Linked DNA regions of Homo sapiens: region 1 is linked to region 2. A link is a contact called in ENCODE Hi-C or POLR2A ChIA-PET data. All regions are on one chromosome and are shown on one strand. The core of a region is the stretch at or near the end of the contact, and the rest is flanking DNA. Distances in the headings are between cores, read along the strand shown.

Region 1 (2,700 bases), core at 154-2,653, 220 kb after region 2:
CAAAGTCTCGCTCTGTCGCCCGGGCTGGAGTGCAATGGCATGATCTCGGCTCACTGCAACCTCCACCTCCCGAGTTCAAGGGATTCTCCTGTCTCAGCCTCCCAAGTAGCTGGGATTACAGGCATCCACTGCCACGCTGGGCTAATTTTTTTGTATTTTTAGTAGAGAAAAGGTTTTTACCATGTTGGCCAGGCTGGTTTCAAACTCCTGACCTCAAGTGATCCGCCCGCCTTGGCCTCCCAAACTGCTGGGATTACAGGTGTGAGCCACCGCGCCCAGCAATATTTTATTTGCTTTTGTTTTTGTTTTTTTGAGACAGAGTTTCACTCTTGTTGCCCCAGCTGGAGTGCAATGGCACGATCTTGGCTGGCTGCAACCTCCACCTCCTGGGTTCAAGCGATTCTCCTGCCTCAGCCTCCTGAATCTCTGGTATTACAGGCGCCTGCCACCACGCCCAGCTAATTTTTGTTATTGTTAGTAGAGACGGGATTTCGCCATGTTGGCCAGGCTGGTCTCGAACTCCTGACTTCAGGTGATCCACCTGCCTTCACCTCCCAAAGTGCTGGGATTACAGGCGTGAGCTGCTGCGCCTGGTGTGTTTGAGTTTATACTGGGTAGGGAGTCATGGTTAACGCCTATAATCTCACCCAGAGTCTGAGATGGGAGGCTCCGTTGAGTCCTGGAGTTCGAAACCCCGTCACTACAAAAAAATATATATAAAGAAAAAAAAATTAAGCGGGCGCGGTGTGGCACCTGTGGTCCCAGCAACTCGGGAGGCTGAGGTGGGAGGATCACTTGAGCCAGGGAAGTCGAGGCTGCAGTGAGCCAAGATCACGCCGCTGCATTCTAGAATGGGCGACAGCCTAAAAAAAGTCAGCCTTAACAATAACAAAAAAGACAATGGCTAGGGCCCCTCCCAACCTTTCATGCCCTACCCGGAGCCCCTGCGCGGCCCTTACATTTAAAAGCCCCTTTGGGAGGCTGAGGTTGGCGGATCACTGGAAGTCAGGGGTTCAAGACCAGCCTGGCCAATATGGTGAAATCCCGTCTCTACTTAAAATACAAAAATTAGCCTGGCGTGGTGGCGGGAGCCTGTAATCGCAGTTACCCTGGAGGCTGAGGCAGGAGAATTGCTTGAACCCGAGAGACGGAAGTTGCACTGAGCCGAGATCGCGCCACTGCACTCCAGCCTGGGTGACAGGGCGAGACAACGTCTCAAAAAAAAAAAAAAAAAGCCCTAAAGGACCACTCTTGGATCTGATCCTGAGAAAGTCCCTTAGAAAACATGGCGACGCCAGCCTCACCACCTGTTTCCAAAAGCAGTGTGACGCCCTTCGCTCCCTTAGTCAAGCTAATCTTACTAAATAAGGAACAAGCTTCCCCTGAGGCTTGCCCTTCAGCGCACTGGCACTGCCCACCCGAACGGGCGTCACGGATCCTGGTCAGTCTCTAGGATCGCGCTCGCTGATAGGACGCTTCTGGTCGAACGTCCAAACAAGGTGTGCGGTGATTGGGCCGCGGAGGGCGGGGCGTTTGAACGGCGCGTGCGTGGGAGTTCCCCAGGCCGGCGTCATTAGGATCCTGGTGGGCGGTGGGACTTGGGTTCAAAGAAGACCAAGCAGGCAGACGTGTTCGGGGGCCCGCGGGTTCCGAGACTGGAGACTGGACCTTTGGCTGTCCCCACGTGCATTCTAGGTCAACGGTGCGGTGGCAGAACCCTGGGGCTCTCCCCCGCGGAACTCGGCCCTGGCCGAGGCCCCAACCACGCTAGTAGGAGGAGGCCGAGCATCCCTCCTCGAAATCGCGAAATCCCGGCCCGACAATGTAGCCACGGAGTCGAAAGCCGCGTGCGAACTTGGCACTCACAAAGCCTAGATAACCGTCTATTTTCTCCTGTAAAATAGGAGGGATGGACCCCCACAGATCATTGTAAAAGGTTCTTACAAAGAAAAATCCTCCTGGACTGGGCACGGTGGCTCACGCCTGTAATCCCAGCACTTTGAGCGGATCACACTTCGAGACCAACCTGACCAACATGGAGAAACCCCGTCTCTACTAAATTAGCCGGGCGTAGTGGCGCATGCCTGTAATCCCAGCTACTCTGGAGGCTGAGGCAGGAGAATCGCTTTAACCCGGGAGGCAGAGGTTGTGGTGAGCCGAGATCGCGCCATTGCACTCCAGCCTGGGCAACAAGAGCGGAATTCTGTCTCAAAAAAAAAAAAGAGAGAAAAGAAAAATCCTGGAAGTCAAGTAAAAATGTGTGAAGGTGTTTTATAAAATATGAAATATCTAGAATACACAAATCTATAGAAGGACTCGGGGAAAGGGGAGTGAATGCTAATAAATACAGAGGTTCTTTCTGGGGTGATGAAAATGTACTAGTACTGATTGTGGCCGCGCTAGCACAAAAATCCGTTTCATTGGCCAGACGCTATGGCCCAGGGAAAAAAAGAAGGACTAGGGGGAATGGGGAGTGAATGCTAATGAATATGCAGTTTCTTTTTGTGGTCATGAAAGTGCACTAAAATTTTCATGCTAGCACAAAAATTGAATTGTACACTTCAAATAGGTGTATTTGTGATGTGCATTCTAGCTCCATAAAACTCAAAATGTGTGAAAATTCTTTGTAACTTTACTAAAAATTGGGGGCACTCTATAGTTTACAAAACTATCCCCATCCAGGCAGGGCACGGTGGTTCA
Region 2 (2,700 bases), core at 148-2,647:
GGGCTAAGGTACCTAACGAAAGCCATGGCGAGAATTTAGAAAGACAGTACTGGTAAAAAGCACTTAGCACAGTTCCTGGCACATGGTGAGTGCCCAACAAGTGGGAGTTATTTTATTAATTAGAGAAGTAATGGCTAAGGAAGAAACTGGGATGTTTGCTCTGGTTAAAAAACATTTAAGCAGGAAAACAAAAATCACTAACTTCTAATACCTGGATTATTATATTATTACACTACATTGTATGTTCACAGTAGCCTCCTGTTATAGTGCAAATACCATTTATTCTAATTTTTAAATCTAATAGTTGTAGAATTTAAGACATGCTTGGGCCATTAATGATCACCTAGTCTGGTATTTGCCAAGTTTCAGTCACATGTGTATTGCTCATATGTTGTACTCACATTATTTATTAATGTTTTTCTTCAAATAGATTCACATTGTTTTGTTAAATAAATGTACCTTCATCTAAACAATAGTACTGATGAAATTGTGGGTTTCATGTGATATCTTGTTTTTTAAATATTCGTGAAAATAAATGTGTAACAATTATGAGACTTTTTTAAAGTTTGCCCACATACCACCTTATACCTCATGCTGGGAAATTTTGGGTTTTTTTTTCTTTTTTTAGAGACACGATCTCGCTTTGTCACCCAGGCTGGAGTGCAGTGGCACGTGATTGTAGCTCACTGCAGCCTTGAACTCTTGGGCTCAAGTGATCCTCCTTCCTCGGCCTACCAAGTTGTTGGGACTACAAGTGCACCCCACCACACCTGGCTAATTTTTCACTTTTTGTAGAGACGAGGTCTAACTGTGTTGCCCAGGCTGGTGTCCAACTCCTGGCCTCAAGTAATCCTCCTTCCTTGGCCTCCCGAAGTGCTAAGATTACAGGTGTGAGTCACTGCACCTGGCCTCATACTGGGAATTTGATCTCACTTAGCCTACCTGGCCTTTCTCGGGACACTGGGGCAGAGGAGGATCTTAATGAGCTGGATTCAGCTCCTCTTACCAAGATTTTTCCTCGGGCATCCAAGGCCCCTTCTCCTGGGCTGGAGACATCAACAGTGCTTGTATGGAGAATTTCTTTTTCAGAAGTCAGTGAACTCAGCATGAGGAAGCCCTCAGGCTGTCCAAAGTCACCTGAAAGAGGGTGCCAAGGAAAAACGGGCCAGAAAAATGTAGATCTGATGAGACAAGTTCTCTCCACAGTGGCTGATGTATTGAAATAAACCAATAGATTTCAAAACCAGGGCAAGACTGGAAAATGTGACCTTGAATTCAGATGGTACCAAACATACTGTGGGGAGTTTCTCCATTTAAAGTATCAAGTTGTATTTTAACCTTGAATCCCTCTTGGAGTGTGCCAGGGACGTGGAATCCAGCCTCTGTCACATCTTGGTCACGTGAGTTCAGAACAGTGTAGCCTGAATGACGGCATGGTCTCATGGGCACCCTGAGTCCATCCTGGCTCCCACTGGCCATGTGAATTTCATCGCCCTCAGCCTCAGCTTTCTCAGCTATCAAAAGAGAGAACACCCAGCTCAAGGCGGGTGACAGGAGGATTTAATACAATAACATACATAGTGTTGTCAAAGCTTAATACTTTGTTATTGATTGTTGCTATTGTTATCAGTATAGATACTATTTAAACCAGATTTCTCTTGGTCACTAATTTTCTAAATTGCCCTGTTTTCTAATTTTTTTTTTTCAACGGAGTCTCGCTCTGTTGCCCAGGCTGGAGTGCAGTGGCGCATCTCCGCTCACTGCAAGCTCCGCCTCCCGGGTTCATGTCATTCTCCTGCCTCAGCCTCCCGCGTAGCTGGGACTACAGGCACCTGCCACCACGCCTGGCTAATTTTTTGTATTTTTTTAGTAGAGATGGGGTTTCACCATGTTAGCCAGGATGGTCTCGATCTCCTGACCTTGTGATCTGCCCACCTCAGCCTCCCAAAGTGCTGGGATTACAGGCGTGAGCCACCGCGCCCGGCCTCTTTTTTTTTTTTTTTTTTTTTTTTTTTTTGAGATGGAATCTCACTCTGTTCCCCAGGCTGGAGTGCAGTGGCATGATCTCAGCTCACTGCAACCTCTGCCTCCCGGGTTCAAGTGATTCTCCTGCCTCAGCCTCCTGAGTAGGTGGGATTACAGGCATGAGCCACCACATCCAGCTGATTTTTGTATTTTTAGTAGAGACAGGGTTTCACCATGTTGGCCAGGCTGGTCTTGAACTCCTGACCTCAAGTGATCCGCCCACCTCGATCTCCCAAAGTACTGGGATTACAGGTGTGAACCACCACGCCTGGCTTATTTTCTAATTTCTGAGTTGGTTACCACAAAGCCACTACCTTTTGACAAACTATCTTGAAGGCCTTGAAGTTGCCCTCCTGCAGCTTCAGAAACAGAAGGCCCTACTATTTTCTGCTGTCACCCTTTTTTTTTTTTTTTTTTTTTTGAGACGGAGTCTTGCCGTCACCTAGGCTGGAGGCAGTGGTGCAATCTTGGCTCACTGCAACCTCCACCTCCCGGGTTCAAGCAGTTCCCTGCCTCAGCCTCCCGAGTAGCTGGGATTACAGGCGTCCGCCACCACGCCCAGCTAATTTTTGTATTTGTAGTAGAGACGGGGTTTCAACATCTTGGCTAGGCTGGGCTTGAACTCCTGACCTCGTGATCCACCTGCCTCGGCCTCCCAAAGTGCTGGTATTACAG

The links. Hi-C counts contacts between places; a loop is a spot of excess contacts on that map. ChIA-PET counts read pairs that join two places held with the same protein, here RNA polymerase II (POLR2A). Pooled maps may share reads with other maps.
Region 1: POLR2A ChIA-PET joins it to region 2 with 11 read pairs in HEK293. The contact joins two enhancer-like sites. A Hi-C loop is called at or near these places in 3 of 168 maps with a recorded cell type or tissue (heart left ventricle, ovary and right lobe of liver), 2 of 37 single-sample maps with no recorded cell type and 12 of 50 pooled maps. POLR2A ChIA-PET finds 5 or more read pairs at or near these places in 23 of 52 experiments (A549, CD4-positive, alpha-beta T cell, Caco-2 and 18 more).

What each region holds. Positions count from the first base shown.
Region 1 is chr16:30,632,953-30,635,652 of GRCh38, forward strand. No RefSeq gene overlaps it. Among named protein-coding and RNA genes, the nearest start is that of PRR14, 17 kb to the right of the region's middle. RefSeq lists enhancers at 514-1,465, 1,466-2,416. Within about 2 kb of position 1,404, at least 38 of the 41 ENCODE cell types and tissues checked have a DNase peak (open chromatin) inside an H3K27ac peak, as active enhancers do.
Region 2 is chr16:30,412,959-30,415,658 of GRCh38, forward strand. All of the region lies in intron 2 of ZNF771 (zinc finger protein 771), which reads left to right. Among named protein-coding and RNA genes, the nearest start is that of SNORA80C, 5.4 kb to the right of the region's middle. Within about 2 kb of position 1,398, at least 4 of the 41 ENCODE cell types and tissues checked have a DNase peak (open chromatin) inside an H3K27ac peak, as active enhancers do.